3 separate regions of the Homo sapiens genome follow, and regions 1 and 3 are each linked to region 2. Evidence: chromatin loops called from intact Hi-C (ENCODE). Cell type or tissue: heart left ventricle. All regions are shown on one strand. Each heading gives the region's core, and the rest is flanking DNA. Links, peaks and the distances in the headings are about the cores only. Region 1 holds the start of LOC101929643 (a long non-coding RNA gene). Region 2 has its middle 100 kb from the start of TAF1B. Region 3 holds the start of LOC105373418 (a long non-coding RNA gene).

The links. Peaks named below come from ENCODE experiments on the same cell type or tissue, not always from the same donor. Only the 100,000 strongest peaks of a DNase experiment are listed, where the experiment ranks them.
Region 1: it touches region 2 in a loop (1.9-fold over the local background); 17 of 110 quality-filtered maps call a loop at or near these places.
Region 3: it touches region 2 in a loop (9-fold over the local background); 13 of 110 quality-filtered maps call a loop at or near these places.

Annotation. Positions count from the first base shown.
Region 1 is chr2:9,560,731-9,571,352 of GRCh38, reverse strand. It overlaps LOC101929643 (a long non-coding RNA gene), which reads right to left and starts at 6,271. Exons shown (of 3, transcript XR_922777.3): 1 at 5,643-6,271; 2 at 2,627-2,988. In heart left ventricle, for the core only: no CTCF peak of the experiment used is centred there; a DNase peak (open chromatin) is centred at 5,747; H3K4me3 peaks cover 496 bases; H3K27ac peaks cover 1,406 bases.
Region 2 is chr2:9,735,375-9,745,996 of GRCh38, reverse strand. It overlaps the pseudogene RNU4-73P. Among named protein-coding and RNA genes, the nearest start is that of TAF1B, 100 kb to the left of the region's middle. RefSeq lists an enhancer at 7,412-7,511. In heart left ventricle, for the core only: no CTCF peak of the experiment used is centred there; DNase peaks (open chromatin) are centred at 6,236, 6,676 and 6,986; H3K4me3 peaks cover 1,335 bases; H3K27ac peaks cover 1,999 bases.
Region 3 is chr2:9,633,295-9,643,916 of GRCh38, reverse strand. LOC105373418 (a long non-coding RNA gene) reads right to left here and starts at 5,172. Exons shown (of 4, transcript NR_187866.1): 1 at 4,996-5,172; 2 at 2,460-2,553. RefSeq lists an enhancer at 2,095-2,144. In heart left ventricle, for the core only: no CTCF peak of the experiment used is centred there; a DNase peak (open chromatin) is centred at 5,256; H3K27ac peaks cover 2,027 bases.

The sequences.
Region 1 (10,622 bases), core at 1,759-9,758, 170 kb after region 2:
TCAGGAGTTCGAGATGAGCCTGACCAACATGGTGAAACCCCGTCTCTACTAAAAATACAAAAATTAGGCGTGTGCCTGTAATCCCAGCTACTCAGGAGGCTGAGGCAGGAGAATTGTTGGAACCCAGGATGCGGAGGTTACAGTGAGCTGAGATCGTGCCACTGCACTCCAGCCTGGGCAACAGAGTGAGACTCCATCTCAAAAAAAAAAAAAAAAGCTAGATTGGTACATTTCCCTGCCTCAAAAAGAAATGCCTGAGAAATGGATTCTCATGAAGTTCACTTTGATATTAGTCTCCCTTACTAGTGATGGTTTTGCAAAATTAAAGATCTTTAGGAGATGATTGGAGGGCTTCACCAGAGATAGGATCTGATTCTTTACAGCTTGGTCCCTGTAGTGCTATTCAAGTTATTTCTCATCCTTTTCCTGTTTTCAGATCAATTGGCTGTAGGACTTAAAGTTAGAAGGAACTCTAGTGGACACTGCTGATATTTGCCTACTGAACATCTGAAAACTTTGTTCCCCCGTGCTGTTGTATGAGTCTTAGCAGGAGACAGAGCCAGAGTCCCATCACCTGGCCATTGGAATGCAGGCTTGTGAACTAAGTTCAGCTGACTGGATGCTCCCACCCAGGACTCAGAATCCTGAGGGAAGGGATAAAAAAGGCAGGAATGTTTGAGGATATACTCTTGGTGATATGGACAGTCCAGTGGTGTCTAGAAGGCTGTATTTCACGGTAGCAGTGCTGGTGGTGATGTCCTTCCAGACCACTGGGCATGGCTTTGGCTGAGTCTCCACTACCCATTTCCCATGACTCCTGTTTTCTGAGTCTGGTGTTTCAGCTTTCTCATCAATTATGTGAACTGCTAGATAGCCTTCCAGTAAGCTCTTTTTCTGCTTAGCGTGAATTGGTTCCTTTTGTGCATGACTAGAAGGCCTTAAGTGATAAAGGGTTTGGAAGATTTGGCTTGCCCTTGACTTCTGAATTTTCAGCCAAGAATTCCTTCCTGCTGTCCAGATAGCAGAATGAGCAGCTTCCCTAAAGTGAAGGAAAGCCTATTGCTAACATATTCCATCCTAAGCGAAGAAACTTCCTGATTGCTTGGGGGGAGATATTACTTCTAATGTAATAATGGGTACTAATGATTTTCTTCTGAGTCCTTTATAGGTTAAAATCAGATGAAGAGAGCTTATATACCCAAATTAAGCTGCGCCACCCCCCTACTTTCTGGGGTTTTTTGTTTTGTTTTGTTTTCTTTGTTTTTGGGTATTTTTTTTTTTTTTTTGAGACTGAGTCTCACTCTGTCACCCAGGCTGGAGTGCAGTGGCATGATCTCGGCTCACTGCAACCTTTGCCTCCCAGGTTCAAGCGATTCTCATGCCTCAGCCTCCCGAGTACCTGGGATTACAGGCACCTGCCACCATGCCCGGCTTATTTTTTGTATTTTTAGTAGAGATGGGGTTTCATGATGTTGTCCAGGCTGGTCTCAAACTCCTGACCTCAAGTGATCTGCCCACTTTGGCCTCCCAAAGTGCTGGGATTACAGGCGTGAGCCACCGTGCCGGGCCAGGGTTTTTTGTTTGTTTTGAGGCAGGGTACAGCTCTGTCACCCAGGTTGGAGTGCAGTGGTTCACAGCTCACTGCAACCTCCACCTGCTGAGCTAAAGTGATCCTCCCACCTCAGCCTCCCGAGTAGCTGGAACTACAGGCTCACACCATCACACCTGGCTAATTTTTGTGTTTTTTATAGAGATGAGGTTTTGCCATGTTGCCCAGGCTGGTCTCAAATTCTTGAGCCCAAGCGATCCATCCACCTTGGCCTCCCGAAATGCTGGGATTACAGGCATAAGCCACCATGACTGGCCTCATCCACCTACTTTCTTAAAGGCAAATATCCCTCTACCTCACAAAGAGTTAAGAGCTCTCATCTGTGTAGGAAAGCATTGTGCCCTCTCATGTCTCCCAAAATAGATGTCTAATTTCTTTGAATTTTGCCTTAAATGCTCAACTTGAATGCCTCGTTATTGAGACACTGGAGGTGGCAATTAGTGAATGACTAGCCTTCCAGCTGCTCCTTTTGAGTATATTGTGCTGGGTGGATGATCCTGTTACCAGCAAATGTTGGATTGCAAACTCATCTGTCAGGTGGCAATCAAAAACTAGCCTGGAGGCCTGGGCACAATAGCTTACACCTGTAATCCCAGCACTTTGGAATGCCAAGACAGGAGGATCGCTTGATCTCAGGGGTTCAAGACCAGCCTAGGCAACATAGTAAGACCCCTGTATCTACAAAATATAGAAAACAGCCAGGCCTAGTGGCATGCGCCTGTAGTCCCAGCTACTCAGGTGGTGGGGGGATCACTTAAGCCGGGGAGTTCCAGGCTACAGTGAGCTGTGATCATACTATTGCACTCCAGTTTGGGTGACAGAGCAAGACAGTTTCTTTTAAAAAAAAAAACAAAAAAAAACTAGCCTGGGCTGGGCATAGTGGCTCATATCTGTAATCTCAGCAATTTGGGAGGCCAAGGTGAGAGGATCACTTGAGGCCAGGAGTTTGAGACCAGCCTGGTCAACATGGCAAGACCCTGTCTCTACCAAAAAAAGAAGTAAAATAAAAATACTAACCTGCCTCTGACAGGGCCTGCCTGAAGAGATGCCACTGTTTAGGCAGTTGAGCCCTGGACTGGAAACCAGAAGGTCTGGGCTGTCATTCCTGCCCCTAACTTGCAGTGTGCTTTGGGAAAATCCCTGAGTCTCTTTTTCTGTAAACTCCAGGAAGACATAGGGTTCTACTAGACGGTTCAGGAGTGCTTCAAACCCAATAGCTCTGTAGACTCCAGGAAGACATAGGGTTCTACTAGACGGTTCAGGAGTGCTTCAAACCCAATAGCTCTGTAGACTCCAGGAAGACATAGGGTTCCATGAGAGGGTTCAGGAGTGCTTCAAACCCAATAGCTCTGTTTTCATCCATTTTATACAATACGATCCTGCAAAAGATTTATTTTGCAGATAGGGTACTATAGCTAAAAGAAAAAAACCCCAAAACACAAGAGCTTGAAAACATCATCGGACTAGATGGCAACCACATTCCTCTGTATATTTCAAATTCGCATCTATGTTATTAACTGAAGTTTTTATTTTTATTATAATTTTTTTTGAGATGGGTTCTTGCTATGTTGCCCAGGCTAATCTTGAACTCCTGGGCTCAAGCAATCCTTCTGCCTCAGCCTCCCTAAGTGCTGGGATTACAGGTGTGAGCCACTGTGCCCAGCCTAACTGAAGTTTTTATTTTTTATTTTTATTTTTTGAGACACAGTTTCGCTCTGTTGCCCAGGCTGGGGTGCAGTGGTGCGATCTCAGCTCACTGCAAGCTCCGCCTCCTGGGTTCACGCCATTCTCCTGCCTCAGCCTCCCCGAGTAACTGGGACTGCAAGTGCCTGCTACCACGCCTGGCTAATTTTTTTGTATTTTTAGTAGAGACAGGGTTTCACTGTGTTAGCCAGGATGGTCTTGATCTCCTGACCTCGTGATCTGCCCACCTCGGCCTCCCAAAGTGCTGGGATTACAGGTGTGAGCTACCGCGCCCGGCCCTGAAGTTTTTAATGGATGTATGCTTTCAAATTATTTATTGAACAAAGCAGAATGTAAATAATCAATATATAACTAGATAGATATGATGAGCAAACATTGCAGGCTGCCCATGATACCAATAATGAGCCAACGTTGTGATTCTGCACTAACTTACTTGTCTTTCAGAGTAAGCCAATAAATAAATGGTAATGTTCCCCCAACGTAACCTCTTTATATTCTGGTTCTTCAAGGTGATCAGTCCTTTGGAAGCAAAGCACAGAACTGCGTAGTGACCACACATATCAGAATTAGGGAACTTCTGACTCACACCTGTAATCCCAGCACTTTGGGAGGCTGAGGCCAGAGGACTGCTTGAGCCCAGGAGTTCAAGACCAGTCTGCGCAACATGGCAAAACCTCATGGTGGCATGTGCCTGTAGTCCCTGCTACTCTGTGGGCTGAGGTGGGAGGATCGCTTGAGCGCAGGAGGTCGAGGCTGCAGTAAACCATGTTCATACCACTGCATTCCAGCCTGGGCAACAAAGTGAGACCCTGTCTCAGAAAACAAAACAAAACAGAATTAGAGGACTTCTAAGCTCTATATTAAGCAGAGAGGCACACTGGCTGGGCAGTTCTTACTCGTTTTGCATACATAATCTGAACAGTATGGAAGCAAGAGTGCTTTTTTCTGTAGTCCAGGTTTTAAGATGTTTTCATAAGCAGATCTCATTGATCAGGATCCTAGAGCCTGCCCTCTGGGCTCCCAGTCGGAGTGCCACTGTTAGCTTGTAGCCTGTAAACTCTGGGGACATTTTTCACAATAGCTGCAATGTGAATGCCACCGTCCTCAAGGCAGGGGGTCTAGAGTAGCAGGTTAGCAGGTTCTTTTTTTTTTTTTTTTTTTTGAGATAGGGTTGCATTCTGTCACCCAGGATGGAGTGCAGTGGCACGATCTCAGCTCACTGCAGCCTCGACCTCTCAGGCTCAAGTGATCCTCCTGCCTCAGCCTCCTGAGTAGCTGTGACCACAGGCATCCACCACCACGCCCAGATTTTTGTAGATAAAAAATCTACAAAAATTTTTTTATTTTTTGTAGAGACAGGGTCTCACTATGTCTGGTCTTGAACTCCTGGGGTTAAGTGACCCTCCTGCCTCGGCCTCTCAAAGTACTGGGATTATAGTCATGAGCCACTGTGTCCAGCCCAGATTCTTTTTTTTTCTTTCTTTTTTTTTTTGAGACGGAGTCTTGGTCTGTCTGTTGTCCAGGCTGGAGTGCAGTGGTGCAATCTTGGTTCACTGCAACTTTTGCCTCCCGGGTTCAAGCGATTCTCCTGCCTCAGCCTCCCGAGCAGCTGGGGTTACAGGCACATGACACCACATCCAGTTAATTTTTTTTTTTTTTTTTGAGAAGGGGTTTTGCTCTTGTTGCCCAGGCTGGAGTACAATGGCGCCATCTCAGCTCACTGCAACCTCTGCTTCCCGGGTTCATGTGATTCTCCTGCCTCAGCCTCCTGAGTAGCTGAGATTATAGGCATGTGGCATCACGCCCTGCTCATTTTGTATTTTTAGTAGAGACAGGGTTTCTCCATGTTAGGCTGGTCTCGAACTCCCAACCTCAGGTGATCTGCCTGCCTCGGCCTCCCAAAGTGTTGAGATTACAGGCGTGAGCCACTGTGCCCAGCCAATTTTTGTATTTTTAGTACAGACAGTTTCACCTTGTTAGCCAGGTTGGTCTTGAACTTCTGACCTCAAGTGATACACCCACCTTGGCCTCCCAGAGTACTGGGATTATAGGTGTGAGCCACCGTGCCCGGCCCTGGCCCTGGACCTGGCCCCGTTTCTTAACAACCTGATAACCTCCTCTTTTTCCTAAGCGAGGTGGGTAAATGATCCATTCTTGTATAAGGATGGGTTTACCTGTCATCAGGCAGGACTCGCCAAGCCTAAATTTGTTTCTTGACTTAATAAACTTATTGAGCATTAACTATGGGCGGGGCACAACTCCACTGGGTTCCAACCAACATCTCTCTGGAAAATTACTGAGCAGTTTCAAAGATATAAAAGCCACTTACCCCAAGATCCTGACACTTTCCGTTTAGGGCCTTGATTACCCAGGGCTTTGCTGCTTTTCTTTCAGTCTCTCGCCGTGTGATCTCTTGGTCATCTTATGACTCACAAGAGGCTCCCTGCCAATGGGCAGGACCAGGGAGAGGAGAGAAGGAAAGCAGGCCAGGCACACAGCTACTTATTAGTAGCCTTGGCAAAGTGAGTGAGGAGGTTAAATTGCTGGGCTAGGTTGAAAATTGGGAATTACTTGTGGATTTTATTGTTTTCCCTCTAGCAAGGATAAACTGAAATTTGCCAAAAAGCAAAGAACAAATCATTCAAAACTGTTAACGAGTTACTATATTTTCCTGGGACAGATTCATAAAATAAGGTTCTTTAAATGGAGTCAGTCCAATACCAAGCTTTCTCTTGACAGTATGTCTGGCCCAGGACAAGGAGGACTTTACCCCAGGCTAAGAACAGAAGCAAAGAACATGGGGAGAGAGGAGCAGCATACATTTGGGTCCAAACCTACTGTGACTTGGTCTCAAGTCTTCATGGAGAAAACTGGATCAGGTGAAGAAGAAGAATTAAATCAGGCCAGGCACAGTGGCTCATGCCTGTGATCCCAGCACTTTAGGAGGCCAAGGCGGGAGGATTGCTTGAGCCCAGGAGTTTGAGAACAACCTGGGCAACAAGGCAAGACCCTATCTCTATAAAAAAATTAAAAAATTGGCTGGGTGCAGTGGCTCACGCCTGTAATCCCAGCACTTTGGGAGGCTGAGGTGGGTGGATCACCTGAGGTCGGGAGTTTGAGACCAACTTGGCCAACATGGTGAAACCCCATCTCTACTAAAAAAAAATATATATATATATACACACACAAAAATTAGCTGGATGTGGTGGTGCGCCTGTAATCCCAGCTACTCAGGAGGCTGAGGCAGGAGAATGGGGTGAACCTGGGAGGCAGAGGCTGCAGTGAGCTGAGATCACGCCACTGCACTCCAGCCTGGGCAACAGGGCGAGACTCCATCTCAAAAAAAAAAAAATTAGCTGGGCCTGGTAGCACGTGCCTGTGGTTACAGCTACTCAGGAGGCTGAGGTGGGAGGATCACTGAGCTCGGGAGGTCGAGGCTGCAGTGAGCCATGTTCACACCACTGCACTCCAGCCTGGGTGACAGAGCTAGACCCTGTCTCAAAAACAAAAAAGAATAATGATTAAATCACAAGAGATTTACTATCAGAACTCAGAAGTAGCCAGGAATAGAAAAAGATGTAATTTTACAGTCTCCCTGCTCTCTGCTGGTTACCTGACTCCATCACCCTATGTAAGAATGGCTTTGAAGGACCAAATATTTGCATAATTGACAGCTTGATTTTGGACTCTGGCCTCCAGAACTGTGACAAAATAAATGGGATCTTTAAAAGACTAAGACTACTAAAAAATGGTGCAGACCTGCAATCTACAAATCAGAATGTTCAGATGCCAGTGAGTAGAACGTTCAGATGCCAGTGAAGGATGCTTAGGTTTTTCATAGCTGGATACATAGAGCAAGGATATTCCAGGCAAGAGGAATTTCAGGAGAAAAGGCAGAAGGGCAGAAGGGGAGGTAACCTTAGGCTGTGTTCCATAAGCATTGTAATATTTTCTTAGCGCTGCTGTGATAAGTTGTCACAAACTGGATAGCTTAAAATAAGATAAATGGCCAGGTGCGGTGGCTCCACCTGTAATCCTAGCACTTTGGGAGGCCGCAGTGGGGTAGATTGCTTAAGCTCAGGAGCTTGAGACTAGCCTGGGCAACATGGGAAACCTTGTCTCTACCAAAACTAAAAAAACTACCCAGGCGTGGTGGCTGGCATGTGCCTGTAGTCCCTGCTACTCAGGAGGCTGAGGTGGGGGTATTGCTGGAGCCCAGGAAATCGAGGCTGCAGTGAGCCGAGATGGCGCCACTGCACTCCAGCCTGGGTGACAGAGCGAGAGAACCTGTCTCAAAAAAACAAAACAAACAAACCAAAAAATAAAAAATAAAAATAAATAAAATAAAAACCAAGAGAAATTTATTCTCTCCGTTCTAGAGGCCAGAAGTCCAAAATCAGGGTGTCTGCAGGGCCATGCTCCCTCTGAAGGCCCAGGGGAAGAGTCTTTTCCTTGCCTCTTCCTGGCTTCTGGTGTCGTGGCGCTCTTTGGTGTTCAGTTTGTAGGTGTATAACTCTAATCTCTGCATCCATCATCTCACGGTGCTCTCTCTGTGTGTCTCTGTGTCACTTCTCTTCTTACAGGGACATCAGTCATTGGATTTAGGGCCCAGCCTAATCCAGTATGACCTCATCTTAACTTGATTACATCTGCAAAGACCCTGTTTCCAAATAAGATCACATTCATAATACCAGGGGTTAGGACTTGAACTTATTTTCTTGGGCAGGGGAGACACAATTCTGCCGCTATAAGCATTAAATTGTCTAATTTATTTAGATGAGGGAAATTGTGAGGTATCTGGCTGTATGTCAGATAATGATATTTGTTTCATAAATAACTGTTAACTGCCTTAGGCAGAACACTTATTTGATATGGAAGGTAGTAGGGTCCTCACCTTTACGAACTTGTGCTTTGGTAGAAAATACCAAAATACCATCAAGAAGCAACAATGCAAGATAAAATGAAGGACGGGCTATAAAAGAACCAAGAAAAAGCCCATGGATAGGAGACATTTAGCTGGTGTTATGGAAGACAGGTAGAGGTACTGGTGGAGAGGAAGCAGAGGTAAGAAAGTCACTTCAGGTATTATGGGAATGATAGGGACTAGTTCAAAGGAGAGAGAGTGAGGGATTGAGCTGGACAGTTTCCTTTAACACCACTAAGTATATTAACTATTGCTTCTGCAGAGTTTTTGTTTTTTTTTTTTTAAGTGTAGTAGCAGTGTCTCAGCTCACTGCGACCTCTGCCTTCCAGGTTCAAGTGATTCTCCTGCCTCAGCCTCCCAAGTAGCTTGGATTACAGGCACATGCTGCCACGCCTGGCTGATTTTTGTATTTTTAGTAGAGACGGGGTTTCACCATGTTGCCCAGGATGGTCTTGAACTCCTGACCTCAGGTGATCCACCTGCCTCAGCCTCCCAAAGTGCTAGGATTACAGGCGTGAGCCACCGTGCCCAGCCGAGAATGAAATATTTAAAATAGCTTTATTTGACCTAAAGAGTATAACAGTAATGTGACTAAATGCAATGTAGTATCCTGGGTTAGATCCTAGAACAGAAAAAGGACATTAGTGACAAAATTGCAGTCCAATTAGTGGCTTCCAGGGACTGGGAGGAGGGGGAAAGGTGGTTTAATGGGTATGGGGTTTCCTTTTGGGGTGATTAAAATGTTCTGGAATCAGATGGTGGTGATGATTGCACAGCACTGTAAATGTATTGAATGTTGATGGTAAATTTTGTGTTATGTGTATTTTATCATAATTTTAAATTTAATTTAATTATCTATTTTGAGACAGGGTTTCACTCTGTTGCCCAGGCTGGAGTGCAGTGGCACAAACATGGCTCACTGCAGCCTTGACTTCCTGGGCTCAAGTGATCTTCCTGCCTCAGCCTCAGCCTCTTGAGTAGCTGGGACCACAGGCATGTGCCACCATGCCTGGCTAATTTTTTTTATTTGTTGCCCAGGCTGATCTTGAACTCCTGGGCTCAAGCAATCCCTCCTTAGCCTGCCAATGTGCTGGGATTATAGGAGTAAGCCACTGTGCCTGGCCCCAAAATTTCTTAAAGACCGTAAGGCACATTAAAAAATAAAAAAATCCGGCCAGTGTGGTGGCTCACACCTGTAATCCCAACACTTGGGAGGCAGAGGCAGGCAGATCATCTGAAGTCAGGAGTTTGAGACCAGTCTAGCCAATATGGTGAAACCCCATCTCTACTGAAAATACAAAAATTAGCCGGCCATGGTGGCACAAGCCTGCAGTCCCAGCTATTTGGGAGGCTGAGGCAGGAGAATCACTTGAACCCGGGAGAAGGAGGTTGCAGTGAGCCAAGATCGCACCACTGCACTACAGCCTGGGTGACAGAGCAAGACTCCGTCTCAAAAAAAAAAAAAAAATCCAAATGTCTGCAGTTTAGTTACTAGTATTGTACCAGTATTATTTTTTTAGTTTAACAAACATACCATGATCATCATGGTCAACATTTAGGAAGCTGGGTGAAACAGGAACTCCATACTATCTTTGCAACTTTTCGGTAAATCTGAAATTTTTCTAAAATGAAAATTTATTTTAAAAAGTTAATGTGGGCCAGGCGTGATAGCTCACACCTATAATCCCTGCACTTTGGGAGGCTGAGGTGGGCAGATCATCTGAGGCCAGGAATTCAAGACCAGCCTGGGCAACATGGTGGAACCCCATCTCCACTGTTATACAAATATAAAAATTAGTTGGGCATGGTGGTGCACGCCTGTAGTCCCAGCTACTCGGGAGGCTGAGGCACAAGCAATCGCTTGAACCCAGAAGACAGGGGTTGTAGTCAGCCGAGATTGTGCTACTGCATTCCACCCTGGGTGGCAGACCGAGACCCCATCTCAAAAAAAACACAAACCCAAAAAGTTAACGTGAAAAAAATCCATGATCCTTATTTTTCCTGATGCATTTGGGTGTTTGTGTGTTTATATATATCTATCTTTTAGAGTATAATTTCTTTGAGGCCAAAGGTATAATGTGTATCTCTTTGGTATAATTCTTAAAATATTAGTAAAATTTTCAGAATTTAAACATTGAACAATCAAGTTCGGTTTTTCTGAAGAGCCCTAAGTAGAACAGCTTTTCAATTAAGGTCTCTGGCTGCTGTGGAACTGGAGGGTAATTGGTGAGAGTCTCCTCTCTGGGGCCTGTCAACCCAAGAGTAATGACTTCTGGCCACTTCAGACCTGAGGTAATTTCAAACCAGCACAAGTTTCCATTTGTTCTCTTTATCTAGTCTGCTCTCTAAGTTCAGTTATTCATGTGGTTCAATTACCCCGAGATC
Region 2 (10,622 bases), core at 1,448-9,447:
GAAGAGCCGGGACGTGATCCACGTGGTCACTCCAGCATGGCCAAGCACAGGCAAGCATCTGCAGACTTCTGGAAGGAATTGCGGCGAAGCATCTTCGAAGGATGTTAGAGGCCCCCAGGTGAAGATAGAACCAGAGGATAGGATTTGCTTCAGTAAAGGTGATTGGGATCATTGTTTTCTTCTTCAGGTGCTCTGGCCAGGGAAAAGATGAAATTCACACCTGTTATATTCACTTATCAGCTTAATTCTCTCCAGGTAAATATTATGAAGTTGTAATATGATCCTGTGGCCCCTGTTCAAGAATTTCGGCTCATGCCTGTAATCTCAACACTTTGGAAGGCCAAGGTGGCAGGATCACTTGAACGAGACTCTGTCACTATAAAAAAATTTTTAAATTAGGTGGGTGTGATGGTGTGCAGCTATAGTCCCAGCTACTCTGGAGGCTGAGGTGGGAGGATTGCTTGAGCCCAGGAGATCAAGGCTTATCTAATATTTACAAAGCACCTACTAAGTACCATGCACCTAATCCTTATAAAAGCCCTGGGAGGTGAAATTGCCAATCTCATTTTTGGATGAAGAAACTGAAGTCAGAGGACAAGGAAGTTGCCAGGGTTGCAAAGCTAGTGAGTGGTCCAAAAGGAATGCACACCCAATGTGCCCTGATTCCCAGTTCTAGGCCTTTCCATGGCACTGTGCTTCTTCACACAGTGGGTGTGGGGAGGAAAGGGGATGGCGGTAACAGGGGGAGGCACCACTTCTCTAAGGTGGTGGGAAGGGAGAGACATTTCTGGATTCATGAGGACACCTGTTGGCTTTCTCCTTGGACCCTTTCCCCTCCTGCTGCAAAATAGACAGGACACTCACAGGGGACCAAGAGTCAGGGCAGCCACCAGCGCCAATGGTGCTGCCTGCAGAAGGGGCTGAGCTGGGCTAAAGGCCCCACTGAGGTGGCCCAGGGAGTGACCTTGAAGATAGAAGTCGGCAGAAGAGGGGGATGGGGAGGACTGTGGTGGGGAAAAGACAGACCTTTGTTCTCAGGTGCTCCAGGAGGGATAACAGGACTGTGAGGTGCGGTGACAGGAAGGCAGGGTCGCAGGCAGGGTCACAGGCAGCATAGCTGTCGGCTTTCCAAAAATCAGAGCTGCCTGTAGACAGGCTCCCCTGGAGGCGGGAGCTCCTGTGGCAGGTGTGGACTCCAGCTTGCACAGCCTCCTGCCGGGATTGCAGAGGGGTCACCCTCCAGTGGGACAGGCTTCCAACATTCTTCAGACACTTTCTTAACATTTTATGAAACCATTTTATTACAAAGCCTCACATGATCATGATTAGGCTTTTAGTATCCGTAATTGAGAAAATGTGCAAGAATGAAAAGCCACTATAAATTTCACATTGCCTTTCCAAGGATATATTTTATTGAATATGACAGCATCTGCAGATGTGTTTAAAATGGTCATAAGTACAGGGCAAGGCTTGGACTGGGGCCAATCCTCCGTCGGGCAGAGAATCATGGGGCAAAGGACCTGGTGGTGAACACCTCCCCCACTAGACCAGTAGCCGGGTGGCTTGGGGCTGCATCTCTGCTGAGTCCCTGAGCAGATCAAGACCGGCTTCAGTTCCTGTCCCGGTGCCAGAGGACCCCTCCTACAGCAGCCTGCCCCAGGAGAAGAGTTCTTCCTGCAGGAAGTTCATGGTTCCCAGGCAACCCTCAACAAAGCCGGATCCCTGCAGATGACCCCTCTCAGCCTGCCCACCCAGAAAGGGAGCCCACAGCCCCTGGACTGGCCACCCCCACCATCGTCCGACCTGCTGAGGGATGTGATGAGAACAACTGTTTTACACTGAGGCCTTGTCACATGCCAGGTGCCTTGTCAAGCTCTTTGCATGCAGTAGCTGATTTACACCTCCATTACCTGGGTAGGATTATTCACCTCATTCTACCGACATGGAAACTGAGGCACAGAGAGGCTACGTTACCTGCCCAAGGGAATATAACTAATAAATAGCAAAGCTAAGGTTTTCATTCAGACACAGACAACTCTGGAGCCTGTGCTGTTCATCTCTAGGCAGGAATAAACTAAGAATTTGGGGCGTTTTATGCTGCAAGTATTGAAAAGCCTAAAACTCCCCAACCCAGTGGACATTCCCTGTGGCTGCTGTGAGGAGGAACCACAAACTGAATGGCTTAGAACAGCACAAACGTGTCCCCTCACACACTGGAGGCTAGAAATCTGACATAGGAATGTCAACGGGGCTGTGATCCTGCTGAAGGCTCTAGGGGAGGACCCTTCCTGACTTTTGTAGCTTCTGGTGTCATCAGCAGCCGCTGGCATTCCCTGGTTTGCAGGTGCCTCACTTCAGTCTCTGCCTCCCTGTGTGGCTCTCTCCCTGGTGTGTGGTGTCTCTGTCTCTTCTCCTCTTCATATGACATCAATCTTTTTTGGAGTTAGGGTCTGCCTTACTCCAGTATGACTCCATCTTCACTAATCACATCTGCAATGACCCTATTTCCAAATAAGGTCACACTCTGAGGTTCATGAAGAACATGAATTCTGGGGGGACGCTATGCAATCCAATGCACCCAACAATATCATTCAAGATAAAAATAGTCAACAACTTTATAAGAAGTGTAAGAAAAGTCCAGAAGGCTTCTAATTTTTTTCCTATGATGAATTTGATTTTTAAAAACAATTTTTGGTCAGGTGTGGTGGCTCATGCCTGTAATTGCAGCATTTGGGAGGCCGAGGCAGGAGGATCACTTGAGGCCAGGAGTTTGAGACTAGCTGGGGCAACATGGCAAAACCCTGTCTCTACTAAAAATACAAAAATTAGCTGGGCGTGGTGGTGCGCACCTGTAGTCCCAGCTACTCGGGAGGCTGAGACAGGACAATCCCTTGAACCCAGGAGGCGGAGGATGCAGTGAGCCGGGATCTAGCAAATGAACTCCAGTCTGGGTGACAGAACTCCGTCTCAAAAAAACCCAAACAATTTTTGTCAGGAAAAAAAATGTTTTCACTGTTGTTGCTGGCCTTGCTGGTGCCCTAAGCGCATGCTCACTCAGCCTCTTGGAAGCCATCATGGAGGAATGGTGACACTCAAGAAAGTGTGTCCTCTCAGTGAGCAGCCCCAGGCAGGGGCGGTAGAGCAGTTTCCACAGCCCCTCTTCCTGGGACCCCGCTCGTCCCAGCACCACTTGGCCTCATTGAGGACTGCTGTCCTGGCTTTCTCACTGTTCACATGTTGCCAGCAAAGCTGCCAGCTCTCTCAGACCCCACGTGTGGCTGCAGACCCCTGGCCCCAGCTGGACATCTGGAACTTAGGACCAAGACATGTCAGTTCAGTCTTAACTAATAACTTGAATGGAGAAGCTGCATTTTTTTTTTTTTTTTTTTGAGACAGAGTTTCGCTCTTGTCACCCAGGCTGGAGTGCAGTGGTGAGATCTCGGCTCACTGCAACCTCCACTTCCTGGGTTCAAGTGATTCCCCTGCCTCAGCCTCCCGAGTAGCTGGGACTACAGGCGCCTGCCACCATGCCCGGCTAATTTTTTGTATTTTTAGTAGAGACAGCGTTTCACCATGTTGGCCAGGCTGCTCTTGAACTCCTGAAGTCAGGTGATCCACCTGCCTCAGCCTCCCAAAGCGTTGGGATTACGAGAAGCTAAATTTTGGGAGCAGTGGTGACTACATGTCATGCCACATGGACAGAGAAGGAGGAAAATCTCATCTCCAGGAAAAGAAAAATGCAGATTCACAAAGAGAAGCCAGGATGAGACTCAGGTGGAGCCGAACCATGAGTTCCCATTGCTCCTGAAAGCCAGCTCAGTTCTTACCCTCAGATTCTGGGAGACACCCCCAAATCCTTACAAGAATTCCCCTTTGCAGTTTGAAGATGGATTTCTGGAACCTGTAACTAAAATAGTCCCAACAACTGACCCCACCCATAAACCAAGCACAGGTGCAGGCCAGAGGCACAGCTGAGTGCCTCCTCCAAGTGGCATCTCCAGTGACCTTACACTGGTTCCTGAGATGGCCCCAAGTGAAGTACAGCAAAGGAAACCTCAGGACAAGACATGTCCCGATCCATCACTGGAGCCTGAGGTCCTCTTTCTGGTTAAACACGTGAGGCAGGTGCTACTCTTCTCCTTCCTGTATGGATGAGAAGGGCTCAAAGGGTTAAGTAACATGATTGAGGTAACACCAAGGTGAGTACATTTGCCTTAGTCCATTTGCATTGCCATAAAGGATATACCTGAGCCTGGGTAACTTATAAAGAAAAGAGGTTTCTTTGGCTCATGGTTCTGCAGACTGTACAACAAGCATGGTGCCAGCATCTGCCTCTGGTGAGGGCTTCAGGCTGCTTCCACTCATGGCAGAAGGCAAAGGGAAGCCGGTATGTGTAAGAATCACATGGGGAGAGGGAAAGCCAGAGAGAGGAGGAGGAGGTTCCAGGCTCTTTAAACAACCAGCCTTTGAGGGAACTAATAGACCAAGAACCTACTCATTATAACAAGGACAAGGACAGTACCAAGACCTTCATGAGGGATTTGTCCCCATGACCCAAACACCTCCCATAGGCCCCCACCTCCAGTATCGGGGATCAAATTTCAACATGAGGTTTCGGGAGACAAATATCCAAACCACAGTAGCATTACAGCCAGAATTCCAAGTGTGGCTGACTCCAGCCGGTGTATCTGTTGTTGTTCACACGTTACACCCATGAGTCGTCATCCATGCCACCTACTACCAGTGGACAATGACCTCGTGGTGCATGTACCCTCAGTGATCCATCTGGCCACTGCAGAGACAGGTGAGCTTGAAAAGGGGCCACCATGGCCACAAATCAGAAAATGCAGGATCACAAATGGAATTGTGGGATACAATTCTTTGGCATAGAAAGGGCCAGGCAAAATTATGACACAGTGCATTAATAATTAATTAGTGCTTAATCAGGAGCTCTACATAGCAGTTCATTACCCAAGGACACTCCCCATTATAACTGTAGCAAATGGGTCTGGGCAGGCAGCCCTGCCAGCCTCTTTTGAGGCTCACCAGTGACTTTGAGGCTCCCCTTCCAGGGCTGAGGTCACTAACCTCCCCTAGACCTGGCGACCAGTAGCTGGTGTAAGAGGTCCCCAAGAACAGGGGTGATCTGACTCACCCTGGAGAAATTTAAGACACGCTGGGAAGGCAGAGCCCTTGCTTAAAAATAACTCCTCAGATTTCTGCAGTGGCGGTACCATAGCCAATGAGGTTTGCCTGAGACATGATTATTGCTAATTGAAAACTTTTCCCTATAGCTTGTCATGACAACTTGAAATATAATTGGCATCGAGAATTTTTGAGACTCTCTACAGAGGCTGAACAACCAAAAAAACATAAAAATTTAACTCCTCCTCAGCTTCACTTTGGCACAATGCCAGAAGGACCTCTATTAAGTTGTGCACATTTGTGCAGCCCCCCACCCCCCAACTTCAAATACAAATGCCCATCAGGGAGCTAAAACCTTCTGCATTCGTTGGTTGGAGGAGTCCCCACTAGGGTATGAGTGTTGAGGGTGTAGGGGCAGGAACCACATGTGAGTCGTTGTTGTATTTGCCACACTATGTGACAGGTGGGTGGATGGATAGATGGGTGGATGGGTGGGTGGGTGGGTGGGTGGGTGGGTGGATGGGTGAATAGATGGGTGGATGGGTGGGTGGATGGGTGGATGGATGGGTGGATGGATGGGTGGATGGGTGGGTGAATGGATGGGTGGGTGGGTGGGTAGATGGATGGATGGATGGGTGGGTGGATGGATGGGTGGGTGGGTGGGTGGATGGATGAGTGGATGGATGGTAGGATGGATGGATGGGTGGGTGGATGGATGGGTGGGTGGATGGGTAGATGGATGGATGGATGGATGGATGGGTGGGTGGGTGGGTGGATGGATGAGTGGATGAATGGATGGATGGGTGGGTGGGTTGATGGAGAGACAGGAGTGAAAAATACACAACAGAGGGAGAGGAAAATCACAGTCTATCCTTGCTTGTTTCCAGCAAAGAAGAACGTAGCTCCTGACTGGCTGCCACATATGTGTCTGAGCAGCGAGTTCCAGGGACCTTCTCAGTGATGCCGATGGCCTCTCCAGGCAAATAGCGCAGGCCTGGCCGGTATCCAGAAGGAACTCCAGGCTGCCTCTCCTTCCCGGACGCACACCCTCCCCTGGGGAAAGACCCCAGACAGAGCCCGCGGGGCCTACAAATAGCAGAGTCCCTGGCTCTGAGCACAGGCAACGGAGAGGGGACGGGAAACGGGACTCGGGCGCCAAGTCACTCCCCTGCCTCGCCCTGGCGGAAGGGCAGGCGTCACACCTCTAGGAGGAAGGCAGATGTGAGAGGGCTGAGCCCTTCCGGGGGCTCAGAGGATCAAAGGCACTGACATCCTAAGAGAATTGGAAACCAGAAACAGGGCCGGGCGCGGTAGCGCACGCCTGTAATCCCAGCACTTTGGGAGGCCGAGGCGGGCGGATCACGACAGAGCGAGACTCCGTATCAAAAAAAAAAAAAAGAAAAAACAAAATAGAAACCGGAAACAGGATGAGCTGGGTCTGCAGAAGCGGCGTGTGGGACCCATTCCCCGCAAGGGCTTTGTGGATAGGAACCCAGCACAGACTTCCCTCTTATCAACAGGACCGAGGCATGAGAACACGAGGGTCAGCCTGGGCTCCCTGACCGCAGTCTCCTCAGAAGGGAGTCTGGACAGCGAGTCTTGCCTCTGCTGCTCCTCTGGGGCCTCCTGATGCCTGGCAGGGAGAGGAGCCACCGTGTGAGGGTTTCTGAAATTAAACTGTTCTCAGAGTCGCAGCTGTCAGGAAGGGACAGCAAGAGCCAGCTGACAGGAGCCTGAATCTTTCCAACGCAATCCATCTAGGATGGGAAAAGAAAGACCAATTTCCAGCCTTGCCAGACTCCTAGGGATGGGCTGAGCATGCAGACTCTGTCACTCACCAGCCGCTGACCTTGGCCAAGCACCTCATTGTCTCTGAGTCTTGGTTTCCTTATTCATAAAACGATAAAAGTCCTGATCTCACAAGGCTGATGTGGGAGCCAGAAATAGCGATGCTGTGTGACAGGCCCGCAACCCTTCCAGTTCCTCTCCCTCACCAGCAAGCCAGAGGCCTGTTTTATTCAGGGTTTCTGGCAGCCACATGCTTCAGGAGAAGCAGGACTCCCTGGGAGCCTAGCACAGTGTCTTGATTGGTCTAAGCCAGTCACGGTGACCCAGTGATTAGTTTATGAACGGGCGTGTAACTTCATTCTGACTAACAAGACACGAGAGGAAGTGTCTGGATGAATTTGGGGAAAGTTTCCCTTACTCTTAAAAAAAGAGCTATAAAGAAGGGGCTTTCTCTCTTTCTGACCTTTGGGTGTGGTTGGGTGAGAACATGATACTTAGAACTGCTGCAGCCATATTGTGACATAAAGGGATAATACCCAACATAAAAGCCAAGAGGCTAACGATGGCAGAGTGTCGAGATGAAAAGAAGCCAAGTCCTTGGTGACAGCCTTGAGCGGTTGAATTAATTTCCCTTGGGATGTCCCCAACTTGAGACATCTCATTAAGTGAGAGAATGCTGTCCCAAGGTCAGAGACACGGGACAGTGGGGGTCAGGGGCAAAGGCTCTAGAGCTTGACTGCCCAATCCACCACCACTACTACTGAGGACTTTTGGCTTGTTTATTTTCTCTCTCTTCTCAGTTTCCTCATCTGTGAAATGGGGATGGTGATAATAACCGTATCTGGTTTATGAGATCATTGTGAGGATTTAAGGGGTTAATGTGTAGAAAGTATTCAAATCGCGTCTGGCACATGGTAAGTGTCATGTAAGTGTCAGCTATGACTATTGCAAGCCATTTTGACTTTTTCTGTTATTTATATCTCAAAGTATCCTCTTAAAGTCCTCATGGAATAGGTGCTTGGTCAGTAGTAGCTGTGTGTTCACAAGTTTCTGGGCTGAACAACTGTGTGCGCCACTGTATGTGCACAGAGATAGTACTAATGCAAATGTCCCAAGGAGCTTCTCGAGTGGACATCACTGGACTCCTGCACCCCATCCCCAAGGGGAGCTTCTGCAGGAGGGGAATAAGCAGAAAGCAGGAGAAGGCATTCCAAAGTGCCTGGTGGGGACTGGGGGAGTGGAAGTGGGGGGCACTAGGAGGAGTGGGGAGTACCAGAGGAAGTGGGGGGCACTAGGGGGAGTGGGAGGTACTAGGGGGAGTCAGGGGTACTAGAGGGAATGGGGGTACTAGGAGGAGTGGGGGGCACTGGGGGAGTGGGAGGTACTGGGGGAGTAGGGGGCACTAGAAGGAGTGGGGGTTACTAGGACGAGTGGGGGTACTAGAGGGAGTAGGGGGTACTAGGGGGAGTGGGGGATAGTGGGGGAGCCAGGGGTACTAGAGGAAGTGAGGGGTTACTGGGGGAGTGAGGAGTACTAGAGGGAGTAGGGCACTAGGGGGAGTAGGGGGTACTAGAGGAAGTGGGGGGTACTAGGGTGAGTAGGGCACTAGGGGGAGTTGTGGGACATTTGGACAGAGGCCAAATGCACAAAACCTATTCCAGAAAGAGCCAATACACTGGCTCAGCTGAAGAAGAGCCTGGGGATGGAAGAGCAAGGAGAGACAGTCCCGGAAGTGCAGGCAAGGCTGAGAACGGGCCGGCCTCGAATGATGAAGCGTTAGGATTCCGTCTTACAGGGCAGCAACACCAAAGGTTTCTGAGCAGGGCAGCCTCGGCAGTGTGGCTCAGGGGAAGAGCTGCTCACCATCTGCATTCATCTGCTCAGGCTGCCATAATACAACACCACAGGCTGGGAGCTTAGGCAACAGAAATCTATTTCCAAACCAGTCCTATTGGATTAGGTAACTGAGGTCACACTTATAACCGCCATTAACATTAGTTACCTCCATAAAGGCCCTATCTCCAAATACAGTCAGTCCTGGGTAGGATCTTCAATGCGTGCATTTGGGAGACAATTTGGTCCACAGCACCATCACTCTTTGGGATGAGCTCTAGAGGTGGATGTGGGAAACAGACACCGAATAGGAAGCTGCTGTCTTAGCCCAGGTGCAGAAAGAAGGAGGGGGCTTCTGAAGGCAGAAGGCAGCAGTAGACACAGAAAGGAAGGTGAGCATAAGAGCTGCTGAGAGGGAGGAATCTCCTCACACAGTTCAACACAGTAACTGCTATGTGACCCAGCAATTCCACTCCCAAGTATCTACCCAAAAGAATGAAAATTAGGGACCCACACAGGTACTTGTACACTCACGTTCATAGCAGCATTATTGACCATAGCAAAACAACCCAAATGTCCTTCAACAGATGAATGGATACACGAAACGTGGCATATTCACATAATGGAATATCATTCAGCCATAAAAAGGCATGGAATTCTGACACATGCTAGAATGTACATAAACCTTGAAAAGGTAGGGACAGAAAGGGGTGATCCCCTTTCTCCCCATCATAAAGGGTCACAGCCAACACCCCTACAACAAAAAGCATGTTAACAAGAGAAAATCATAACAAAGGTATTATGTGCACAGATGTGCAAGAGTGTTTACAAAACATGAACTCGAAGAGGGACCAGATGGTTGAGGCTTAATGCCCTCTTCATAACAGAGAGGGGAGTGGGGAAATGACTAGGCCCAATGCTCAGACAATGGTTAGTAATTGATTCTCTTTCAGAGCTAGATGGGACAAGTTACAGGAAGGTGAGAGGCAGAGCTGCACAGGAACAAATGTCTTACTGTGCAGATAAAGATCTCCAGGTGATCTCTGGGGTGAGCTTCCTTCCTTGAAGACAAGGACTCAATGTTTTCATTTCTACATCCTCAGAGTTGGTGCAGGTCCTGGCATGGGTGGACCTCTGCAGTTGCTTAATGGATCCATATAATCCAACTAAATTCATACAAGGGCAGGCCCAGCAGGTGTTCCAACAGAGTCAGTAGGGGACGTGCTAGATGAGCATAAGGAAGTTAAAGAAAGTTTCTCCAGAAAAGATAATAGTGACATTGTAGTTTCTTGGAAGAGGTGCCATTTGCCCCAGGCCTTGAAATATGACAGTCATGTGGGATAAAATTATGATACAACATCCCCTATTTAGGGGTCAGGCTTCTTCCCCTAAACTACTTCTGCAGTTTTGCCCCTCAAGCTTGATGATAGGTATTTCTGAAGTTGCAGAGAACTGTTCAGTATTAGAGCAAATCCATCCCACACTTCTTCCCAGAGCACCCAGAAAACAAAGACCGCCTTGGTGGAGGGGAGGTCTAGGAAGAGGGAATGGACAGGGACATGGGTCCCCTAAACAAGGCAGAGTGAGCTTCTGGAAACATGAACCTGCTCACATCACCCCTCTCTTCTCTCCCCCTTGCCTGTGCCTGAGTCATAAACCCTTGGCCTAACATTTGAGGTTCTTTACCATCTGGCTTGTTTTGGCCTCTCCATTCCAGCACCACCCTGCCCCAAACCACAAAGCCCCATCAGACCACTTCCCCACTTTGGCAAACATGCTAAGCTCTTCTGTGTCTCTGCACTTCATCGTGTTATTCCCTTAGCTTACAATGCTTTTCCCCACCTCCTTTACACCTG
Region 3 (10,622 bases), core at 1,823-9,822, 100 kb after region 2:
CTGGCCTCCCACAGGGAAAGTCCCATTATCTGAGGCTCTAGACAAGATTCTGTACCCAGAACACAGCTTTCAAGAGGGCACCCAAAGGGGAGCTCCGCGTGGCAAGGAAGGCTCTGAGGCTCAGAGAGGGGGGCAGAGGAGCTTCAGGGATGGGTCTATGGCCTGAGAGAGGAGAGAGGAGAGGGTCTCACCCCTTCTCTACCTCCGGTGCGCCCAGATTCAGAGGAGATTTGGGCAATCACGGGGGTAGAAAAGGAAACCGCACAGCTGCTAAGGAAGACTAGGCAGGGTGATCTGGGACCAGAGTAAGTTGGGAGAAGTGAGAAAGGAAGAGAATGAGGCTGGCGGAAATGTCACGCTCCAGAAAAGCTGAGGCTGAGTCTACAGGGACAGGGGAGGCCCCGCAGGGAGGGTGGGACACTCTCTTCAGAACAACCAGGAATGGACAGTTCCATCTCCCTCTCAAGAACAACTGCACGCCGGGCACAGTGGCTCACGCCTGCAATCCCAGCACTTTGGGAGGCCGAGGCGGGCGGATCACGAGGTCAGGAGATCGAGACCATCCTGGCTAACATGGTGAAACCTCGTCTCTACTGAAAATACAAAAAAATTAGCCGGGCGCAGTGGCTCACTCCTGCAATCCCAGCACTTTGGGAGGCAGAAGCGGGCGGATCACGAGGTCAGGAGATTGAGACCATCCTGGCTAACACAGTGAAACGCCGTCTCTACTAAAAATATGAAAAATTAGTCGGGCATGGTGGCAGTTGCCTGTAATCCCAGCTACTCAGGAGCCTGAGGAAAGAGAATGGCATGAACCCGGGAGGCGGAGCTTGCAGTGAGCGGAGATCGCACCACTGCACTCCAGCCTGGGGGACAGAGTGAGACTCCATCTCAAAAAAAAAAAAAAAAAAAAAAAAAAGAACAACTGCAAAGCGCAGGGCGTCAGGGCTGAATGAGTCTTTGGAGATAATGATGATGATCAGTGTTATCATAACAGACAGCAGCAACCACTATGAACTGAGCACTCACTGTGGGTCACACGCTGCACAGGGCTTTACACAAAGCATCTCATTTAATCCTCACAGCAACCGCTGTGCTAAAGAGGAAACAGAGATGCAAAGAAGTTAAGCCGCTCTCCCAGGGTCACCGAGTTCGTGGCTGACTGGACTGGAACCCAGGTCTTCTGATCACTTCAGATCCTGTGTTTAGTCAGCTGTCTTTTGAATGCAAGCTTCAGATAATTTTTCTTAGCACAGGATCTGTTCTGAATTGTCATTGCTCATTTTATGACCATAAACTACTTTTGTAAATGATTTCTCTTTTATAAAATGGATTAGAGCATGCAATGGTCAAATTTGCCCTAAAGTCCTCTCACACATCTTACGGGAATGATATGGGAGGATGTCCTTCACCATCTAAATAGGCTGTAATTTTGAAATATTTATGAATTGATAGGATCAGAGGATTATGTAAAACTCCTGTACGATCATAATCGCCTCTCTGTCTCACACAAGAATGGGTGTGGGGGTTAACATTGTGAAAATAAAATAGAAAAAGACGGCTCAGGCTGAGTGCAGTGGCTCACGTCTGTAATCCCAGCATTTTGGGAGGCCAAGGCGGGCAGATCACTTGAGGCCAGGAGTTCAAAACCAGTCTGGCCAAGATGTCGAAATCCTGTCTCTACTAAAAATACAAAAATTAGCTGGGCATGGTGGCACGTGCCTGTAGTCCCAGCTACTCAGGAGGCTGAGGCAGGAGAATTGCTTGAACCCAGGAGGCGGAGGTGGCAGTGAGCCCAGATCACGCCACTGCACTCCAGCCTGGGCAACAGAGTGAGACTCTGTCTCAAAAACATAAAAAAAAATAAAAATAAAAAGATGCCTTGGAGTGACCTTGGATGCCTCTTGACTTCCGCATCTAATCAATATCTCTGCAATCTCTCTCACCACCCTCCTGCACACCCCCCCACCCCACTGCCACTGTCATCATCACCTCTGAAGTTCTCTGCAGCCGCCTCCTACCCCAAATCCTCCAACCTATCCTTTACAATGTAGCTAGGGGGACTTTTCTTAAAAATCCCATCAGGTGCCCCTCGGGCTTAAAAGCATTGATGATAGAGACAGAAAGTAGGATGGTGGCAGTTGCCAGGAACTAGGGGGAGGGTAGCATCGGAGGTTAGTGTTAAATGGGTGCAGTTTCAGTTTTACAAGATGAAAGAGTTCTGGAGATGGATGGTGGTGCTGGCTGCACAGCATTTTGAATGCATTTAGTGCCACTGGACTGTACACTTAAAAAGGGTTTACATGGTAAATTTTATGTTATGTATGTTATCACAATAAAAAATCAATTTAAAAAGTATCTGATAATTTCTAATGGTCTCAGGATACAATGTCTTTTCCTCAGGGAGATACTCAAGGGTCCGAAGAATGTGGTTTCAGGCCAGGCGCAGTGACTCATACCTGTAATCCCAGCACTTTTGGAGGCTGAGGAAGGAGAATCGCTTGAGGCCAGGAGCTTGAGACCAGCCTGGGCAACATAGCAAGACCTCTGTCTCTACAAAAATAAGAAAATAAAACAAAATGTAAAACTCAATGGGTTAAAAAAAAACTCAGAAGGTTTTAAAGATTGGGGTAAAAGGAATGTGGTCCCAATCTTTTGTTTTGTTTTGTTTGAGACGGAGTCTCGCTCTTCGCCCAGGTTGGAGTGCAGTGGCGTGATCTCAGCTCACTGCAACCTCCGCCTCCCAAGTTCAAGTGATTCTCCTGCCTCAGCCTTCCAAGTAGCTGGGATTACAGGCACCCACGACCACGCCCGGCTAATTCTTGTATTTTTAGTAGAGATGGGGGTTTCACCATCTTGGCCAGGCTGGTCTCGAACTCCTGACGTCGTGATCCACCCACCTCGGCCTCCCAAAGTGCTGGGATTACAAGCGTGAGCCACCGTGCCCAGCCGTGTGGTCCCAATCTTCAGCAACAACCTCACCTCCCACCTCCTTGCCTGCTGCCCACATGCACACCATATCCCAACAAATCTGTTCCAAAATCGCCACGCCTTCTCATGACTCCTTGCCCTGTACATGCTGTTCCTTCTCTCTGGGATGCACCTCTCCCTCTACCAATGGCTGGGAACATCTTAAGACCCATTTAAATAAGTCATCTCCTCTGCAAAGCCTTCACACCTCCACACACTTGGCACCCGATGTGACCTTCTTCTCAAAGGCACAGGCCATGTCTTTGTCCCCTAGGTCTCCCCAAGGCCTAGCAGACACTCAGTGAATGTTTATTAACTGTTTAATGAATACGAGTTTTGTCCTCATCCTGGGGGAGCTTGACAAGACCTACATAAATGAAGTAATTCATTTCTAAAAAGTGTGATGCAATCTAGAGGTAGAATCGCAACTTCAACAAGAGAGAGATCTTTGTGGGTCACGGAGGAGGGCAAGTCTGGGGAGGGAAAAGCCTTCCAGGTAGGGACATCAATGACAGCAAAGCTCCCCCAACCTTTTCCAGAGAGAGAAAGATGAGATCCAGGCTAAGGCTTTTCCCAGGCTCCAGCTTTTGCACACTGTCCATGCATGGCTTTTGCTTTTTTTTTTCTGCCACGTAGACTGGAAACCCAAGTATAACTGCAGGGGATGTGCTATTTTCAGGCTGCCCAGCCTCTGAAGCCCCTTCCTTTGTTGGAAGAATTCCCCGCTTTATGAACCTTAGTGGGAAGTGGAGCCCACTTTTCACTTTGAAAGGTGTACATTCCAGATACTTACTCCCCCTAGCTTATCTTGAACCTTGGCGTGGCACGTGACTCGGACCTGGCCAGACACCACAGCCAGGATTTTGAATCTGGAGTGAATGACCCAAAGCAGCAGGGACTGTGGAGAATTCCTTTGTGGGGCAGCAGCAAGGCTTAGTGTCATGGATTTCAAATGAGAGTAGAGGGTCCTGGACCGTGTCGGCGTCCAGGTTCCAGGACCTGGTGCCACGGAGTCAGTGCAGCATGGTCTGATGTCTGCTGTTCAGTGGCAGAAGCAACAGGGATCTCCCTGGGAGAGGTCTGCAGGGTGATTTTGGCCATTGGTTCTAGCTGCACACCCTCCCAGCGCCTGCTCATTCGATAAGCCTGCTTCACCAGCCTTCCTCACAATCAGTAAGAAGTAATAGTCTTATATTCAAATCCACTAGAGTTGGTTTCTTTCGCTTGCAAATAAGGACTCTGATATAGTAATTAATACAGACCAAGCAAGGCCCCTGGAATTCAGGAAAGGGAAGGAAAATATGCATTTTCTGAGCATCTACTAGGTGCTTACTAGTGTTCTACAAAATTCAGCTAATGTTCCTAGATGTGCTTTTTTCCTGGATGCTTTGAGGATCTTGGAGTGATAATTTCATCTGTGCTGCCCAGACCTCTGAGAGTGCAGGGGCTGTCAGAGCCCTGCTTCATCAGCATCATTTCCAGGCCGAGGTTTCAGCATCAGCCTCCAGATCCCAGCCCTGGCAGGGACAGCTTATATGGCAGCTACAACTGTCCAGCAAAGACCCAAGACTGCCTGCTTTGGCCTGGTGAGCTAAATCCTCATTTCACTAACTTCTTGCGTTTTTTATTTTAATCTCTCTCATTTGGTCTCATGTCCTAAATCTCTTGGCTCAAGAAGCGACAAGTTGCTACCTTTTGTCCTCTATTTCAGGAAGTTTGTGTGACGGTTGTAGCAGCTGGATTCCGTCTGAACACATTCCAGCAATTTGTCTGCTGCAGGATCCTTCAGAGTGAGGCTGGCCACATCAGTCTGGTCAGCTGCATCTCTGAGTTTCAGAACCAGGATCAGGGAGTGTGGCTGGGATCGTTTGCATCAATTATAGCAATTGCTGTCCCTAGGCAGAGAGCATCTCATATTAATAGCTGAGTGGGTTGGCAAAACTCCTTTTTTTTCCAGAGGTGACTTTTGATATAACAAACTTTTATGTATTTTGTCTAGATGAATGAGGGCCCCAAATATCTTACCTGGGTTTTCCCTGGTTTAAGGAAATCCAGAAGAGAAATCATCCAAATAAATCAGCGTGATTGATCACATTCAAAAGGGTTCTTTTCTCTCTCTGCAAAAGGTTTCTTCACTGGGTTCTCTTAACTGTCAGGCCTTCTGGTGCAGTTGAGAATTTGTTTACAGAACTGGACATGACTAAGGGGAAGGAGGGCGGTCAGGGGCTGCCTGGATCTTCCAGCCCCTCCCAGCTAGAGTCACGGGTGCCTCCAGCTGTGTGCTGGAGCCTGGCCAGAGCCTGAAGCTGTCCTGACCAGCAGCCTCAGCTCTGTCCTTTGGGCACTGTGCACTGGCCTATGGACTCCTCCTTCCATCCTTTGTGAATTCGTGCATTTGGCCATTGCTTTCTTGGCACCCAGCGTATCTGCCAAGCACTCTGCTAGGCACTGGGGCTACACAGGCAAATCACATGGACGTAGCACGCCCTCTCTGAGATACCTTCAGCTATTGGACAAGTGGACCAGGGGAAGCAACATCAAGTAACTACCTGCTTGGGGAATCCAGGATGGGGGAGCTCACCTAGCTGAGAGGGGCTCAGAGCCCTAGAACACCCCATGGAGAAAGTGCCATTTCCTTGAAGACCTGAGAGATGAGCAGGTAGCCAGGGGAAGATGGCAGCAGAGCAAAGCCCAGAAGAGGCTGAAGCAGAGAGAAGGAATGGAGCCAGGAGAGAAGACAGGAGAGGAGTGGGGGAGCTCCTCACCAGCCTTCCTCCGTGGAGCTTCCTAACAACCCTGCGGGGTAGGACTCTTACTACCATCATCCCCATTTTATAAATGGGGAAACTGAGGCACAGAGCGGCCAGCTGACCTGCCCAAAGTCACATATCTTGTGAGTAGTGCAGCCATGATTTGAACCCAGGTCATCTGGCTCCTGAGTCCAACCACCATGCTGAGCTGCAGCTGAGTAACGGTGAAGGGTTTTAAGTCACAAAGCAAAATGAAGGTCACACTTGCACTTTTCACAGAGCTGCTCCTGCTGAAGGGGTTGAGGGTAGCACAGTGAGTCTCCCAGCATGGCCTGTGCTTTTAAAGTGCCCATGTGCTTGGTGCTGAGCTGGTTAGGGCAGGAGGGGGAGAGGCAGAAGAGTCCTCTGCACCATGGCTGCCTAGCTCTCCTGGCTGGTCACATTCCGACATTGTATCCAGATCCACCTTTTCGGGAGTCAGCCCTGTCCAAAAGCAATTCCAGCACAAACAGAAACACCTGTGCCTTCCTCCCCTTTCCCAGGGGCCCCTCCACTGGGCAGCAGGAAGGATGGAAACACAGACTGGCATGACCTCAGTTGCTGTCCCCACAGGGGTCCCTTTCACTCCATAGCCTTCTGGTGCCTGAGCCCACACTCATGTTTCCCTTCTCTCAACTCCCATAGCACTTATTGTGAGAAGCACACAATCAACTCCTGTGTGCATTGTTCTCTAGCTGTTTTGTGGTCATTCATCTCTTCAACTATCTCGAATTGTCTGGAGATGAGTCATAATTAGGGAGATGATTATGTACCAAAACTTAAAAAAATCCCAACTCTCATATATGTCCAGAGAGACAGAGAGAGAAGGTATATGTCTACATATAATATGAAGCAAAAAATATGAAATATAATGACCATTTTTTTTGTGATGATTAAGGCTAATTGCTGCGTACCTAGGGCCTGCCTGGGATATATGGGCCATGTACCCCGATGCTAACTGGCCCTGGCCTCTCCAGGTTTTTCATGAGCTCTTTATGGGTTTGTTGTCTCTGCCTTGTCCACTGATTGCCTTGCATAGACCATAGATATGGGCTCCTCAAAGCCCTAGCTGTTACTCTACTCAAAATCATCTGCGGAAATGTGGAGTAGATTTCAGATGAAGTGTCGGGACTAATTCTGCTCCCACCTTCTAAGTAACCACTTCTAGACTGCTGTGGACCAGGAAACCTGGTAACTGAACATCTTGCAACTGAAGAGAAAGGGGATCTTCCCTGCCTTTGCTGACCTCCAGGTTAGGCACCCACCTCTGTGCTCTCGGTCAAGCTCCTTCTAAGCACAGACTGTATCTTAATCATGCTGGAAACCCCAGCCCTTAGGACAGCATCTGGCACGTTGAAGATCTTTAAATATTTTGTGGAATGAATTAGCAGGAAATTGAGTCTGAGTGAGGGCCTGGAGAACACTCCTCTACGTCTTGCATGTGTGAGCATCAGTGTGTGATCTTGCGACAGCTTTCTGATGGCTCAGGGACCTTCTGTTCTGGCTTGAAGGTTCTGGGTGTATTCTTCCGAGCAGATGCAATCCTGTATCTACGGAACATCTGCTGAAGACACAGCTCTGCCTTGCGTGCTTTCCTTCTGTGACTTTACTATTCTAGTGACTCTGCATATGGTTGGGCACATACTAAGCACACAATGCCAATGGTCAGCATTATTGGAAATGCGTCCTGAATGGTCTGGATCCACTCTCCAAACAAGCCTTCACTGAATGCCTTCCGTGGCCCAGTAAAGTCACCAGGGACATGGAGGTCAGATGTAACTTCTCCCACTGGGAGGTAGCAGTCTGATGGTGGCAGTGGGAGAGGAGGGGAACCATGTAGACAATTAAAGGGAACAGACAAGGGACAAGAAGGCACCTCTTTCGCTGCTGGATGTGTCGAGCGTAAAAACAGAGCCTTCCGTATGAAAATAAAATCAGTTGCTGACTCAGGGGTAGATACATATTCATCCACCCACCAACCTCAAATAACTAAACATTGTTCCCAGGCCAGCAAACACTGGAGCTTCTGTCTTCCATTGCAGGTAGCACAGATTCTTGTTTGTTGTAGTAGAAGATAAAAATCAGACAGACCTGTTTTTAAGTCTTTACTCTAAAGTTTACCAATTGGGATAGGTAATTGAACCTCTCTGAGCATCAGTTTAGTCAGCCAGTGGGAACTATAATACCTAAGTTTACCCAGCTGTTGAGCGTTCACCGAATACAAGATAACAAACAAACAATCAAACAAACAAACCCTTACCCTCAAGAGGCTCATGGTCTGGTAAGGGAGAGAAGAGAGACTGATATGTTGCAGACATACATTAAAAGCTATTAAAAGATATCCATATCTGGCCAGGCGTGGTGGCTAACGCCTGTATTCCCAGCCACTTTGGGAAGTCAAGGTGGGCAGATCACCTGAGGTCAGGGGTTCAAGACCAGCCTGACCAACATGGTGAAACCCCATCTCTACCAAAAATACAAAAATTAGCCAGGCGTGGTGGCATGTGCCTGTAGTCCCAGCTACTTAGGAGGCTGAGGCAGAAGAATTGCTTGAACCCGGGAAGTAAAGGTTGCAGTGAGCCGAGATGATGCCACTGCACTCCAGCCTGGGCAACAGAGTGAGGCTCCATTTAAAAAAAAAAAAAAAAGATATCTATATCATTTGTTGGGTAAAAAAAAAAAAGGTTACTAAATGCATTCAACAGAATACACACATGTATTTATATGTATGTGTACGTGTGTAGAGAGAGAGATTTATTATAAGGAATCTGCTCACACAGTTATGGATGCTGGCAAGTTCAAAACCTGCAGGCCAGCAGGCTGTAGACCCAGGAGAGCTCACGTTCCCTCTCTAGTTCTAAAGGCATCTATGGGGGACCCAGGAAGGGCCGGCGCTTCGGATGGAGTCTGAAGGCAGTCTGCTGGAGAATTCCCTCTTGCTCAAATAAGGATGCTCTTTGTGTGTTCTTTTCAGGTTTCTGATTTGATGAGGCCCACCCACATTAGGGAGTGCAAACTGCTTATTCAAAGTCTACCGATTTAGGCCAGGCACAGTGGCCCATGCCTGTAATCCTAGCACTTTGGGAGGCCGAGGCAGGTGGATCACTTGAGGTCAGGAGTTCAAGACCAGCCTGGCCAACGTGATGAAACCCTGTCTCTACTAAAAATACAAAAATTATCCAGGTGTGGTGGTTCACGCCTATAATTCCAGCCACTCGGGAGGCTGAGGCAGGAGAATCGCTTGAACCAGGGAGGTGGAGGCTGCAGTGAGCCAAGATCACACCACTGCACTCCAGCCTGGGTGACAGAGCGAGACTCTGTCTCAAAAAACAAAACCAAAAAAAACACCACCAACAACAAAGCCCACCGATTTAAATGTTACACCCTCAAAGAAACACCCAGAATAGTGTTTGACTAAGTATCTGGGCATTGTGACCCACCAAGTTGACACATGCAACTAACCATCACCCTGAACAAAGTGAATCAAGTTTCAAACTAAGGAATATGTAGAAAAACTTTCTTGACCAGGCTCCCTTGATTTCCCTGCCTGTGTGTGACTCTACGAAACCTCATTTAGCACCCACAGGCCAGAGTTGGGGGGCAACTTTCTCTGCCCACTGCACAGAAGCACCAATAATAATTATATGAAGAGTTTGGGTGAAAAGTCCCACTCAGATGTTTGCTTGTCACTAAACTAGCTGCCATATGGCAGGAAAGGAAGAAGTTTCTGGTGATCCACTGGTCTGAGCAAATAAATCACTGAAACGATTTATGAGAGTGAGCTTAACCTGAAGGACTCATTCATTCTGAAATGTACATGGAATGTAGCCATTCTGTAGACCATTAACTGCACTAATTACAACAATGATTCAAGAGATAAGCTTTCACTAAACATTTAATAAAGTTCTAAGGCTCCTTGCAGCAGGATAGCATCCTGCCAGCGCCGTACCCCACCTCCAAGCAGAGGGAAAGAAGGAAAGAAGAAAACACTACTTATGGAACACTTGCTATATGCTCAGCATTTCCCTATGTGACAGCTCATCTAATCTCCAAACAACTCTTTGATGTAGCGATGATGATGATGATTTTTGAGACAGGGTCTCACTCTGTTGCCTAGGCTGGAGTGCAGTGGTGCAATCATGGCTCATGCCAGCCTCGACCTTCTGGCCTCAGGCGATCCTCCCATGTTCAGCCTCCCGGGTAGCTGGGACTACACGCATACGCCATCACACCCAGCTAATTTTTATGTTTTTTGTAGAGACAGGTTTTTGACATGTTGCCTACACTGGTCTGGAACTCTTGGGCTCAAGCAATCCACCCACCCCGACCTCCCAAAGTGTTGGGATTACAGACATGAGCCACTGTGCCCAGCTGGGATTATTTTTATAGATTACAGGTAGAGAGAATTGAGTTTCAGAGAAGATCAAGGTATCCAAGGTCAAATCACATATAAATAGCAGGGCTGAATTTAGGGTCTTCTGGCTCCATGTTAATGTGCTCCTTTTTGTTCCAGGAGCTTCTTCATACCAGGTAACTTAGAAAAAATAATAAGAACTTCATAAATAAAGTAATAATTTCTCAGTACTCCCTTTGCTAGCTGTCTGTTCCTTGCACTTCTTCCCAGTATGTTGGATGTGATGCTTAACAGGTTTCACATTTATTAGGGTGAAGCTCCTAGAAGACAGAGGCTGGTCTGATCCATCCTAGGATCTCTACAGCATCTAGCAGAGATCTGGGGAGACTTGGTGAGGCAGCCTCAGCAGTGGTTAAAAAGATGGGCTTTGGCACCCAAACTGCATGGGGTCCATATCCAAGGTTCTGCCGCTCTCTAGCTGTGTGGCCCTGTACGTCATGCTTGACCAC